3 separate regions of the Homo sapiens genome follow, and all the other regions are linked to region 1. A link is a contact called in ENCODE Hi-C or POLR2A ChIA-PET data. All regions are on one chromosome and are shown on one strand. The core of a region is the stretch at or near the end of the contact, and the rest is flanking DNA. Distances in the headings are between cores, read along the strand shown.

Region 1 (4,512 bases), core at 170-2,669:
AAGATCTTAAGTGTGGTGATGCAGCATAAATCTCCACAACTTTTTAACTAAAAGTAATTCTAGAAAGTAAAAATCCTTGTAGTAGCAATCACATTCAATTGCTGTCCTTAACTCTGCCATAAACGATTAGAAGATTGGCGTCTAAAAGCCCTTTGAGTGAGCTCTTTAAAAGCTCAATCTGTGTCAAAAGAATCATGTCGTTCTTGCTCTGAAACAAGGATTCAGAGTGATCTAGTGATCATGAAAAAAGATTATTTTAATAATCTAGTGATCATGAATAGTTAACCTCTTACTAGATAACTCAGGAAACAAAAAGGTACATCTTTATTTTCACTGTAAGTGAAATTTAGCATATTCTTCAATTATGACTGTAAGCAATAAGCCATAGTAACATTAGCAGTACCTGCAACTTTAACAACCACGGAGACCACAGATGTTTTCGTTTGCACCCTTTAGCTGTGTAAGGTATGTTCAGGCTCACCGTTACTTTGAAATCCCAGGAGTTACTACTAGTCTCGCCACTAGATCTTGTTTACGAAGGTTAATTTTAAACCAAGTATATATACTACTATATCGTGTCTTCGGAGTTTATACTCATAGATAACTATTTCAACATAATGGATTTCCTTTGGAATCCTATTTATTTTATCCATTTTTTAAAAACTTTAAGAAAGTCCACTGGCTTCACACACACAAAAACCTTCCAAACGAGGCATGATCCTTTTAGAAATAAATTACGGGAGAGGGAGAAGCAGGCGGTATGTGGTTCTGATGCAACAATCTTGATTGATTGATTCTGACAGAGTCTCACTCTGTCGCCCAGGCTGGAGTGCAGTGGCGCGATCTCGGCTCACTACAACCTCTGCCTCCCGGGTTCAAGCGATTCTCCTGCCTCAGCCTCCTGAGTAGCTGGGACTACAGGCGCCCGCCACCACGCCCGGCTAATTTTTATATTTTTATTAGAGACAGTGTTTCACCATGTACACCAGGCTGGTCTCGAACTCCTGACGTCAGGTGATCCGCCCGCCTCGTCCTCCAAAGTGCTGGGATTACAGGCGTGAACCGCCGCGCCCGGCCACAATCTTTAAAAGATTACAACTATGTCTCCTGGGACTGCACGTTCACTACACACCACGCTCACGAGCGCTCGCAGCGGGTATGGAACTCTACAGAGTCCTTTCATCTCCCGTCTCACTGAGGAAGAAGCCCTTTCTTTTCACTGTGACAACCTCCAGGTCCTCCCGCCCATCGTCTGCCTCGACGAGGAAGGAAATGGCACCCCAACGGGGTCGGCCTCCAGGTGAGAGAATCCCAGCTAAGAGTTAAAGGAAGCTGCCGTCCGCCAGGGTACAGAACTCTACCCGCCACCCGCCAACACTCACTTGAACCCAGCCGCCATCTTCCCGCCCGCGCGTCTGCGCCTGCGCCGCTCCTCTCCTGCGCGCCTGTTCCGCCGCCGCACTTTCGACACGGATGCCGGGGCCGCTCACGCCACGGGAAATGCCAAGGTGGGGACGCGACGAAAGGTCCCTGGCCCGCCCTCGCATCGACTTTCCCCTGCCCAGACGCCTTTCTAGGTTTCCTTGCCTTGGACGTATTTTGACGAATCTGCTGTTAAAGAAGGAGCGGGTCTCCCTCTTTATAAAAGAGCTGGTGCTGTGACTCAGAATAACACCAACAGTTCGGAGATAACAGGGTTTCTAGCGCAGAATCAAGCAGTGCGTGTGGAGCGTTATTCCAATGTTTCTGCGTCTTTTTTCTGCCTGTGACTTAGGCTCAGCCCTGGCCTTGCCTCTTCACTGGTCAAGGGCTCCGTGCTCCAACACATGAGAAACCTGAACTTTTTTTTTTTTTTTTTTTGAGACAGAGTCTCGCTCTGTCGTCCAGGCTGGAGTGCAGTGGCGCGATCTCGGCTCACTGCAAGCTCCGCCTCCCGGGTTCACGCCATTCTCCTGCCTCAGCCTCCCGAGTAGCTGGAACTACAGACGCCCGCCACCGCGCCCCGCTAATTTTTTGTATTTTTAGTACAGACGGGGTTTCACCGTGTTAGCCAGGATGGTCTCGATCTCCTGACCTTGTGATCCGCCCGCCTCGTCCTCCCAAAGTGCTGGGATTACAGGCGTGAGCCACGGCGCTCGGCCGAGAAACCTGAACTTTCTGTGCGCTCATTGTCCGCACCACGTTCTGCTCTGCAGGTCCCGGAGCTGAGGGCTCCTAAGCATCACCTTGTGTTGTAGACTGTGTCGTGCTCAAGGCTGCCATCTCCCTCCTAGGTGGGGTTACCAGATAAAATACAGGATACCACGTTAAATTTGAATGTCTGATAAACACAGCGTGGTTTTTTTGTTTTTTGTTTTTGTTTTTTTGTGGGTTTTTTTTTTTTTAAAGCATGAGTATGCCCCAAATAGAGCATGCAATTAGTTGTTGCCAGAACCTGGAGGGAGCTGGGAAGGCTTTACAGATAGATAGTGGTGATGGTTGCACAGTATGTATGTAATTAATGCCACTCACTATTGTAAACTTAAAATGATTAAAATGGCAACTTTTTATTTTACCACAGTTTATAAAAACTAATGTAATAAACCAGAAACCTGTAACTGGATGAGTCGTATGGTATGTGGCTATCTTAATAAGGCTGTTAAAAACATGATTAGTTTTTTAATCTGAAATTCAAATTAAGTAGACGTCTTGCATACTTGATAAACCTGGCGCCCCGCTGTGGAACCTAGCGCTCCTCTCCACCGACTGGGCGCCGAGGGCACGAGAGCGGCGTTTTCTCCGCCTCGCCACGCGGGGGCGCTGCGGCCAGCGGGCGCGACCTCTCTGGCGGCGGGGCCGGGTCGCGCGGGCGCGCTTCCGCCTGTGTGGAGGTGCGGGATTGGGCGGGCTGCCACGGCATGGAGAATGGCTCCGCTTCTGTTGCAGCTGGCGGTGCTCGGCGCGGCGCTGGCGGCCGCAGCCCTCGTACTGGTGAGAACAGGGATGGGAACCCGCGCAGGCCGGGGCTTACCGCTCTCCTGGAGACTGCGGCTCCTCAGGCGTCCCCTCCTCCGCGCTACCAGTTCTCGGAGAAGTCCCTTTTCCCCTAGATTCCCCCAAATTCCTGACCTCGGAGTTTCCTGGAGTTTCACTCTCCTTTTCTTCGGTTCTTTAATTTTCCCTTGGAATCTTATCTCTTTGTGTGCTCAGAGACTTGTAAGTTTTTTCACACTGGAGCGCACCCACCCGGCCTGGCATCATCGCCGCTTCCATCGCCCCTGGCGCCCGCGCCCCCTACCCACCTCCTCTGTCAACCTCGACCTCTCCCAGACTCTCCGGGACCTGCAGCCGCTGCAGTTCTGCTCCACCCAGGGAGGTCTCGAGCCCCCAGAAGGGGTGTGCTCCCTAGCCTGCTCCCTTGGCTGATGTGGTTAAGCAAATAGGGGTGACGGAGCCTTGACGGCAGCCATCTGTTACAAATGGGAATAAATGCGTGGATCGATGAGACCCACTAGGGACGCAGGGTGAGCGAGAGAGACAGGCCTCAGGCGCCTTGTCCGGGGTCGCATTGTGTCCCAGAATTAAGCACCCTAAATATACTGCCCCTAAACAAGGCAGGACGATAGAATGCAAACTCGATTGTCTTTGCCCTTGCTCTCGAAACACAAAAACATTGTAAACACTTGCTGATTGTTAAGTGGTAGAAAATTGGCGAACTCTCTCCCGCACACCTTGGAATGAGCCTGCCCTCTAGTTAGTAAGTGGAGAGGATTTCAGCTTCCTTGACATTCAGATTAGCCACCTAGACAGCACTGCCAGGAAGGCCACTCTGCCATCTTTCCAGAGGTTGTATAAATTTACAGTTTAGATAAAATGTAATGCATCCTTACTTCTTTGTTGATAGTATCTGGGTGAGAGAGGAGTCCTCTCTTGCCCTAACTAGTAGAGATTTCAGGGTTTAGGGCTTTTTTGTTTTTTCAAGTTTTTGAGCAAACCAGGATTGATTGATTGATTGATTGATTTTTGGCGGGGTGCGGGCGGGGAGTGGATTCACACATTCTTAGATTGAAGCTGCCTTACTTTGGGTCTTTTGCACAGATTTTATGGGATTGTACTGACGGTATTTGTTCCCACTAGCTTGAAGTGATAAGAGCTACCATTTATTGATTGTAGTACTTACTATATGTTGTGTTGCACTTGGTTTAATAGGAGTTATTAAATCTTTAACACTGTGACATATATGTTATCATTAGCATTATTTTACTGGTGAGGAAACATGTTGGAGAAATGAGCTCGTGTACTCAAATGTTGCACAACTAGTGAAACTTAGGTTTTTTAAATGCCAGAGCAAGAAATCATTAAAAAAATAATTTTTCAAAACCTCATCCTGTCTTCATATGTATCCACTCTCCATTACTCACAGTCTCACCTCCTTTCTGAATTATTTTAAAACAACTCGAAGACATTTTATCTTTAAATCCTCAGCATTTATTTCTAACAGATAAGGTCCTTCTTTTTAAAATACCACAATAA
Region 2 (4,225 bases), core at 495-2,994, 6.0 Mb before region 1:
TTCCAATTACCACAGCTCCCAACTACCTTGAAAGCCTGATACTCGGATTTTTACGACTCTCCACAAAAGGATTACTTCTGCCTGATCTTGTTCAGCTGTATCATACACTGAATACTATATCCAGAAATCCTTATTTCTAAGGAGTCAGCAAGTCATAAGGGAAAAAGTGTAGCATTTGGAATCGTAGATCTGCCACTTACCAGGGATGATCCTGGACCAGTTACTTAAAACTTTCTAAATCTCTACTGCCTCATTTTTTTTTCTTTGTTGGAGACAGGGTCTAGCTCTGTCTCTCAGGCTGGAGTGCAGTGGCGAAATCATAGCTCACTATAACCTCAACTCCTGGGCTCAAGTGATTCTCCCGACCCAGCCTCCCAAGCAGCTAGGACTACAGGCTCACACCACCACACCCAGCTAATTTTTTTTTTTTTTTTTTAGCAGAGATGGGGTCTCCTGTGTTGCCCAGGCTGTCCTCCAAACTCATGGCCTCAAGTGATCCTCCTGCCTGGGCTTCCTAAAGCGCTGGGATTACAAGCCTAAACCACCACTTGGGCAATATTTCATATTGAATGTTGAAAATTACCATGCAACTGTGCATATATCAGGTTAAAGAAAATACATGGTTAAAATCAAACCCACCTGTTTCTCTTCAGTTGTTTAATATGGCTACAAAAAACTTAAAAATATGCCGGACGCGGTGGCTCACGCCTGTAATCCCAGCACTTTGGGAGGCCGAGGCGGGCGGATCACGAGGTAAGCAGATCGAGACCATCCTGGCTAACACGGTGAAACCCCCGTCTCTACTAAAAATACAAAAAATTAGCCGGGAGTGGTGGCAGGCGCCTGTAGTCCCAGCTACTTGGGAGGCTGAGGCAGGAGAATGGCCTGAAACCGGGAGGCGGAGCTTGCAGTGAGCCGAGATCGCGCCACTGCACTCCAGCCTGGGCGACAGAGCGAGACTCCGTCTCAAAAAAAAAAAAAAAAAAAAAAAACGTAAAAATACGTATGTGGCTCACAATATGCTTCTGTTGGACAGTTTTCTGTTAGACCCTTCCTTTTTCCAGCTCTACAGTTCATCCTGAATACACCACTTGGAGTTTCCAACTGGGCCCTGTTTCTGTGCCGGAGACTTTGGAGACAGTAGTCCTGGTACCCGAAACACTTTTTCCCCTTCTCCTTGCTGAATGGACTGTTTTTATTCATTCAGATCTTAATTTTTAACTACAGCTTTCTCCAAGAAGCGTCCCTGATCCCACCACGTCCCCTGCAAGACGTTTTTAGGGCCTCCTATGAGATAGGAAAATCCACATACAGCACTTATTTTACTGTATTTGCAATTGCCTGTTTTCTGGTTTGTGTCCCAGACAAGACTGGAAGCTCCTTGAGGAGACAGATCCTCAGAACTGCTCCGTCTTCCACGCCCAGGCGTCAAAGCCCAGCACAAAGCGGTCTCTCCACTGAACAAGTGAGCGCTAGGGCACAGACCGTGAGCGAATGCGGGGGAGTACAAAGGTTCAAGGGTGAGGCGGTAGAGGGGGCTGAAGCAGAAACTACAAGGGAGCCAGAGAGGGGTGGGGGCCGCTGGCAGGACTCACCAGTCTCTGCTGGTCGACGTCGGCGTCTGGCCGTTTGGCCGAGGGCTGCAAGTACTCAGCGTAGCGCAAACTCTCGCCAACTGGAGCGATGACACCACGGGCAGCCATGGCAAGGCGGCCCGGAGACTCAAGGCGCCGCGGCAGTGACTACGAGGCGGCCGTAGGGACAAACTAGTTAGCGCGGTTTCTTCTCGCAGATCCAGTGGACTCTGCGCTCGTTGTGCTATTAAAGGCGAGGTTCCCGGAAGATACCCTTCTCACCCGAGCTGGGTAACGTGTCCCGTGCAAGCACGGGGTCACACTCCGAAAGGAGCCAAGGGCACTGGGACGTTCTTGAATCACACTCACAGGCGCAAAGCCAACGCGGACCCTCAGGGAGCTTTATATACTTGGGCCTGGTCCCTCCCCAGGCCGCCGTAAGGGACTGGGCTTAAGCCCTGCGAACTGATGTTGGTCGAATCAGATGACTGCCCAGTAAGCTCGGAGTCTAGCTGTAGTGCCTGAGGGTGGGCTTGCCTGAGCTTTCCTGACCCCCTTCCGGGCAGCCTTTCTTCCCACTCTCAACTTCTGTTCGCACTTCTGTTTAATGCCACAGTTCTACCACCCCGGGAGAGAAATTAAAGAGGCAATTTGCTTACTCCACCCCCAAGTAAATGGCTGTATTTAAGGTGAAATTACACAGAAGAAAGTTGTGGCCGGGTGCGGTGGCTCACGCTGTAATCCCAGCACTTTGGGAGACCGAGGCGGGTGGATCACACCAGCTTGGCCGACATGGTGAAACCTCGTCTCTACTAAAAATACAAAGATTAGCTGGGTGTGGTGGTGCGTCCCTGTAATCCCAGCTACTCAGGAGCCTGAGGCAGGGGAAAAAAAGTTGTGAGCAAGTAGGTAAATCTTACTCTCCCTCAAATGAGTTTGTGCTGATTTGTATATATAAAAGCCCATTTTATTATTAAGCTTTTTTTTTTTTTTGAGATGGAGTCTCGCTCTGTTGCCCAGGCTGAGTGCAGTGGCGCAATCTCTGGCTCACTGCACCCTCTGCCTCCCGAGTACCTGGGATTAAAGGCACGTGCCACCACACCTGGCTAATTTGTGTATTTTTAGTAGAGACGAGGTTTCACCATGTTGGCCAGGCTGGTCTCAAACTCCTGACCTCAGGTGATCCGCCCGCTTCAGCCTCCCAAAGTGCTGAGATTACAGGCGTGAGTCACCGCGCCTGGCCTCCATCAAGTTTTTAGAGCAAAAATTAACCAGCAGTTGAAGCGTATGGTGTTTTCCAACTTCTGTACCAACGTGGCAGCTCTTTGGCTCCTTATACCCTTTGCAAAATCAGCTGACAGGAAGAAAAAGCTTTATTTTTTTTCTATTCCTGAATTTAAAGTTTTGAGGGTCTATTAATTTGTTCACTTAGTTAATATTATTAGCATGTCTAAGAAGTTAGGTCCTAGAAATTTACAATCTTGTAGGGAAGATAACACTGACACAGAATAATAGTACATACCAGAACATGAGCACATGCATTGCATAGCAGTATAAAGAGAACTGGACTGGGAATTAAACCGCCATTGCAAAATTACAACTGAGAAAGAGATCTGACCTAATCAACACCATCTTGCTTCTAACCTCCAAGCTGTCTTGTACATTCCTGGCCGTAGGCCAAACTAACTTTGGGAGGAATGTAATTCATAGTTTATAGTTTGAAACAAAGATGATAAAAGCCCTTTCCCAAAACAAACCTCCTTCTTGCCTGGGGACTAGACTGCCTTTGTAGGACTAACAAATTAGCCACAAGATCAGAAATTATGACTTAGGAGTCATGCAGCTGGAGGCTACAAGATTCTGACCCTCCCCAAATTGCTGCTGGAGCTAACATCACTATTGTAAAAACTACCACCAGTGCTTGAGATATTTTGCAGACCCCGCACTTGATGAATCAGCTGGCATCACCCAGATCGATAAACTGGCTCATCTGATCTCGTGGCCCCCACCCAGGAACTGATAACGCAAGACAACTTGGACTCCCTGTGATTTCATCTTTGACCTGACCAATCAGCACTCCCAGCTCACTGGCTTCCCCCTACTCACCGAGTTGTCCTTAAAAATTCTGATCCCCAGCTGGGCGCGGTGGCTCATGCCTGTAATCCCAGCACTTTGGGAGGCCGAAGGTGGGTGCATCATGAGGTCAAGAGAGTGAGACCATCCTGGCCAACATGGTGAAATCCCATCTCTACTAAAAATACAAAAATTAGCTGGGCGTGGTGGGTGCCTGTAGTCCCAGCTACTCGGGAGGCTGAGGCAGGAGAATCGCTTGAACCTGGGAGGCAGAGGTTGCAGTGAGCAGAGATCGCGCCACTGCACTCCAGCCTGAGGACAGAGTGAGACTCCGTCTCAAAAAAATAATAATAATAAATAAATAAATAAAAAATTCTGATCCCTGAATGCTCTGGGAGACTGATTTGAGTAATAATGAAACTCCAGTCTCCTGCACAGTCAGCTCTGCATGAATTACTCTTTCTCTATTGCAATTACCCCGTCTTTATAAATTTGGCTCTGTCTAGACAGCCAGCAAAGTAAACCCATTGGGTGGTTACAGGAATAAGGAAGACATCTGAGTTCTAGTGTACCTCCAT
Region 3 (4,118 bases), core at 769-3,268, 8.3 Mb after region 1:
AAATATTTTGCTTTACGTATATTACAGTTCTTTTTAAAACACTGGAAGACTCATGTTAAACTCTAATTGTGAAGGCAGAAACTCTGCTAATTTTTCACATTAAAATTCTCTTTGAAAAAATACAAAAAAAAAATGACTGTTGTCACCATAGCGATCAGCAGCAGAACTCATTAAGAAGACCTGGCTTTCTTCTTCGTGTGGAAGAGTAGGAATGCAAAGCGTGGAAGTATATTGGACATTAATTATTTTTGCCCCATAAGAAAGGACATTTTCAGCAGGGCACGGTGGCGCATGCCTGTAATCCCAGCACTTTGGGAGGCTGAGGTGGGCAGGTCCCCTGAGGTCAGGAGTTCAAGATCATCCTGGTCAACATGGTGAAACCCTGTCTCTACTAAAAATACAAAAATTAGCCGGCCATGGTGGCGCACACTTGTAACCCCAGCTACTCAGGAGGCTGAGGCAGGATCATTGCTTGAATCCGGGAGGCGGAGGTTGCAGTGAGCCAAGATCCTGCAACTGCACTCCGGCCTGGGTGACAGAGCGAGACTCCACCTCAAAAAAAAAAAAAAAAAAAAAGGACATCTTCTAAGTGCCGTTTAGAATAATATAGTACTTAGTACAAAGTACTGCAACTTAAAATATTATGTCTTCCTTGCAAACTGTATCTTACTCATGTTTGTTTATCTTCTTTCCAATATCCATGCTCCATTGTTTGAAACTCATAACAAGTGCTTCATAAATGCTGATTTGAAGAAGCTGGGAAGTAAGATTAAGTGGCAAGTCCAAGGTTACCAGCTACTAAGTATCAGTTAGGACTCAAACCTAAGACGTTTAACTCTGCATTCAGTGACACAACTGTCATTTAAGGAGTGCTGAGGAAGAGAAAGCAGCTCTGACATCCAGGTGCTGGAACTATCAGCTGGGCCTTGGTGTTGCTAAGAACTTTTCTGGACCATGGTGTTCTGTCGAATGAAAACAATTTCACGGAACACCAAAGTCAGACAAGAGCATTCTGTAACCATGATCAAGACAAAAACAAGACCACGTCATAATTTTGTCTGAACACGGACAAAATTTAGGCACTGTCTAAACCACAAAAATGACAAATATGTGTGACTGTTGCTTCTTTATCATTCATGGCTTTAGCCTCTGTCTAGTCTTGACTCCTAAATAAGACTTATTAAGATACCCAATCATAGAATTACTGCCATTTCCTGACAGCAACCAATCCAGAGTAAGGCCTTGCTTTCTTGAACTCTTCCCAAAATCACATAACGCAAGCCCATAGTAAATTCTAACACCTTCTTACTGAGATGCCCCCACGGTTCCTCATGCATGCATTTCTCCTGGCTTCAAGAAGTAGTAGCTCAATTCTTTTACTACAAGTTGTTCCTGGTGGGTGTGTTGGAGAGCACTGACAACTCCTCCTATGTCCAGGGGCTGTGTTGTGTATACATGCTGAGTGTTTAATTAGACAACCCTGTAAGACTTATCATCCCCACGTGGCAGATAAAGACATGGAGGTTCATGAAAATTTAACGATTTGCCCAAGTCCCCCCTCCCCTCCCCAGGAAAAGCCAGCGACCACATTCCAACCCTCCGCTAACTCTGCATTGAGCACTCTCTTTCCTATGCCCTCCACCTGCGCCCATTCCCCTCTTCTGCGGGCCGACCGGGATCCTGCTGGGGGCTACAGCCCAAACATGTTACTTTTCCAACTGTTGTTTTATGTGTTTCTATGAGAAAGGATATTCGGATTCAGAAATGCTTTGCAACTCCAGAGCTGTTGAGCCTGCGGCGCGGCCCACCACTCAACAGCGGTGCTGAGTGGCTGCTCGGTCGCGCGGGATCCACTCCGGGCCTCCGAGGGTGGGTGCACGATCCACTAGCCACTCTCCAGGGGAGAGTGACGTCCGGGTGGACCAATCGCCGCTGGGGCACCGACCGCTGGGCCCAATCGCAGGAGAGCCGGGTAGAACAGTGACAGCGCCGCGGCAGCCGACCCCGCCTCCTCGGCGGACAGCGATGCTCAGCTGGCTGCGGCCGAGTCATCGCCTAGCGCTGGCAGGGCCGCTGACCGACCGACGGAGGCGCCGATTGGCCGATTGTCCACTGCGCAGAAGGAGCAGCTGCTCCGCGCCCCGCCGCGCCGCGCTGAGGCCGAGGTCCGCAGGGCCGCGGGGAAGCCGAGGGCTGCCGGAGAACCCTGCAGGTGTCACTCGGGACGCGGAAGTGCGCTTGCCGAGGTTTGCTTTACAATACGCTTGAGACTCCCCGACAAGCGTAATTTGGTCGAGTTCGACGGGAAAGTACTCTCCCCACCCCAGCGCCGGCCGCGTAGTCCGAGGTTACTGTCCCCGGCGCGTCCTCTGTTGCCCCAGTCCAGAGGCTGCCCTTGAACCCGGGCGCGCACGAGCGCAGGGCATCCGAGGCGACAGCCCCTGGCACGGCCCGACCTGTACCCAGCCTGGCAGGAAGACTGTAATCGTGGGGTGAGTTAAAAATAAGGCCCTTTCGATTGGGAGCTGCTTTTTAAAACGCCCCCTCCCTGTCCGTTTTTAATACGCAGCAAAATAACAATAACAATTGTGCAACTGTCGCTTCCCAAAAGGAACCTCATTGTTGAACTTACGAAAAATCAGTTGGCAATATACAGTGTGGGAACTGTACTGTGATCATTGGCTAACCAAGATGGGTGACAGTTTATGATTTCAAAGACTCAAAGGCGGCTTGAGTCCTACAATGTCCTACTCATAAAAATGGAAAGCATGGCAGCCTCAGGTTGTTACAGAGTACTCTACTCCAAAGTAAAAGTTATTCTCTGAGAAAGTGCTTACTGCCTTTTCTGTTCTCTAGTTTGCTTGTTTAAACATTTACTCCACAAAATTGCTCAAACTTACCCATCTTTGAATATCTAGCCTCTGGGATGAGACAGATGATCTTTCTCCGTTTTCACTTTTTATAGAATACAGCTACCTACCCAGGCAATATGAAGATTTTATTTGTAGAACCTGCCATTTTCCTTAGTGCATTTGCTATGACTTTGACCGGTCCACTGACAACGCAATATGTTTATCGGAGAATATGGGAAGAAACTGGCAACTACACTTTTTCATCTGATAGCAATATTTCTGAGTGTGAAAAAAACAAAAGCAGCCCAATTTTTGCATTCCAGGAGGTAAGAAATTACAATATCCATAGTATTTAATAAAATGGGAATGTATACCGGGCTTTGAGTTAAAGAGGACCGTGAACTCATCATCCATTGGTCTCTCTAGGGCGGCCATCAAAGTCCTAAATCCCAAACCTAATGGCCTTTACTGGGAACTCACCTCATTTGAAGTTTCCTGACACCTTTCAAATCTGCCTCTTCTTCTTAAAACACCCTCCTGCTCTGTGACACTAGCTCTTCTCCTTTCTCTCGGAAAATTTCACCACAGTGTCATCTCTTCTGTGGCTGTCTCCTTGCTTTGTCCTAAAAAAAAAAAAAAAAAAAAAAAAAGTCTGAAAATTGGGGCAGGGCAGGCTGGAATGAGCTACTTGGTGGACAGGGGTGGCTGAAACATGGTGTTTCTGTCTCTCACTTGCTCTATTCTTCCCCAATCCTTTTACTGTTTCTGCATGTCCCAGCTTTCAGGGACTCTAGAAAGTGGCCCATCACTGAAGATTGTGAGCCAGTGTCTGTCACAGGGTGGGGTGGAGGAGCATTTATTATTTGGTGGTGGTATCAAATCAGCCTTGGCTCTCACGTGTTGAGGAGCAGCTGTGTGGGGACATCTGGAGTGGGGAGTACCCACCGTTGACACCAAAGATGTTTAGCCAGATATTAAGGAGGCTTTCTTCCTCCCTCTCCAGCAATCTCCCCAGTTTTTTTGTGTGTAAAACAGGAGGCAGGCACTTCACCATTCTCCTGGTCCCTTGGGCAGTTTTTGACAAAAGTCTACCATTTCAAAATGCAAAGAGATAGTATCCAGGTTTGGAAATTTTTTTTTTTTTCCTACAATGCCTCAAAAACAAATCACACCTGTAAACTCTAAACTCTTCTTCTGGGGGATATTTTGTGATTGTAAAGGAGTGGTGCTGCCTTCCCAGTGAAAGATGAAATGAATTAAAAGGAA

Evidence for each region. Hi-C counts contacts between places; a loop is a spot of excess contacts on that map. ChIA-PET counts read pairs that join two places held with the same protein, here RNA polymerase II (POLR2A). Pooled maps may share reads with other maps.
Region 2: a loop to region 1 is called in a map of CD8-positive, alpha-beta T cell, with 19 times the contacts of the local background. The contact joins the promoter of DNAJC15 here to the promoter of EXOSC8 in region 1. A Hi-C loop is called at or near these places in 1 of 168 maps with a recorded cell type or tissue (CD8-positive, alpha-beta T cell) and 1 of 50 pooled maps. POLR2A ChIA-PET finds 5 or more read pairs at or near these places in 1 of 52 experiments (T-cell).
Region 3: a map of naive thymus-derived CD4-positive, alpha-beta T cell shows a loop between it and region 1 (12-fold over the local background). The contact joins the promoter of SLC46A3 here to the promoter of EXOSC8 in region 1. A Hi-C loop is called at or near these places in 1 of 168 maps with a recorded cell type or tissue (naive thymus-derived CD4-positive, alpha-beta T cell) and 3 of 50 pooled maps. POLR2A ChIA-PET finds 5 or more read pairs at or near these places in 1 of 52 experiments (activated CD8-positive, alpha-beta memory T cell).

Annotation. Positions count from the first base shown.
Region 1 is chr13:36,997,693-37,002,204 of GRCh38, reverse strand. EXOSC8 (exosome component 8) reads right to left here and starts at 1,419. Exons shown (of 11, transcript NM_181503.3): 1 at 1,383-1,419. The coding sequence starts at 1,399. ALG5 (ALG5 dolichyl-phosphate beta-glucosyltransferase) reads left to right here and starts at 2,865. Exons shown (of 10, transcript NM_013338.5): 1 at 2,865-2,970. The coding sequence starts at 2,905. RefSeq lists enhancers at 850-909, 1,130-1,389, 1,590-1,679, 2,140-2,189 and a silencer at 2,650-2,949.
Region 2 is chr13:43,021,105-43,025,329 of GRCh38, reverse strand. DNAJC15 (DnaJ heat shock protein family (Hsp40) member C15) reads right to left here and starts at 1,744. Exons shown (of 6, transcript NM_013238.3): 1 at 1,596-1,744. The coding sequence starts at 1,703. RefSeq lists enhancers at 1,246-1,295, 1,806-1,855, 1,866-1,925.
Region 3 is chr13:28,716,870-28,720,987 of GRCh38, reverse strand. SLC46A3 (solute carrier family 46 member 3) reads left to right here and starts at 2,018. Exons shown (of 6, transcript NM_181785.4): 1 at 2,018-2,492; 2 at 2,966-3,178. The coding sequence starts at 2,990. It also overlaps the pseudogene CYP51A1P2.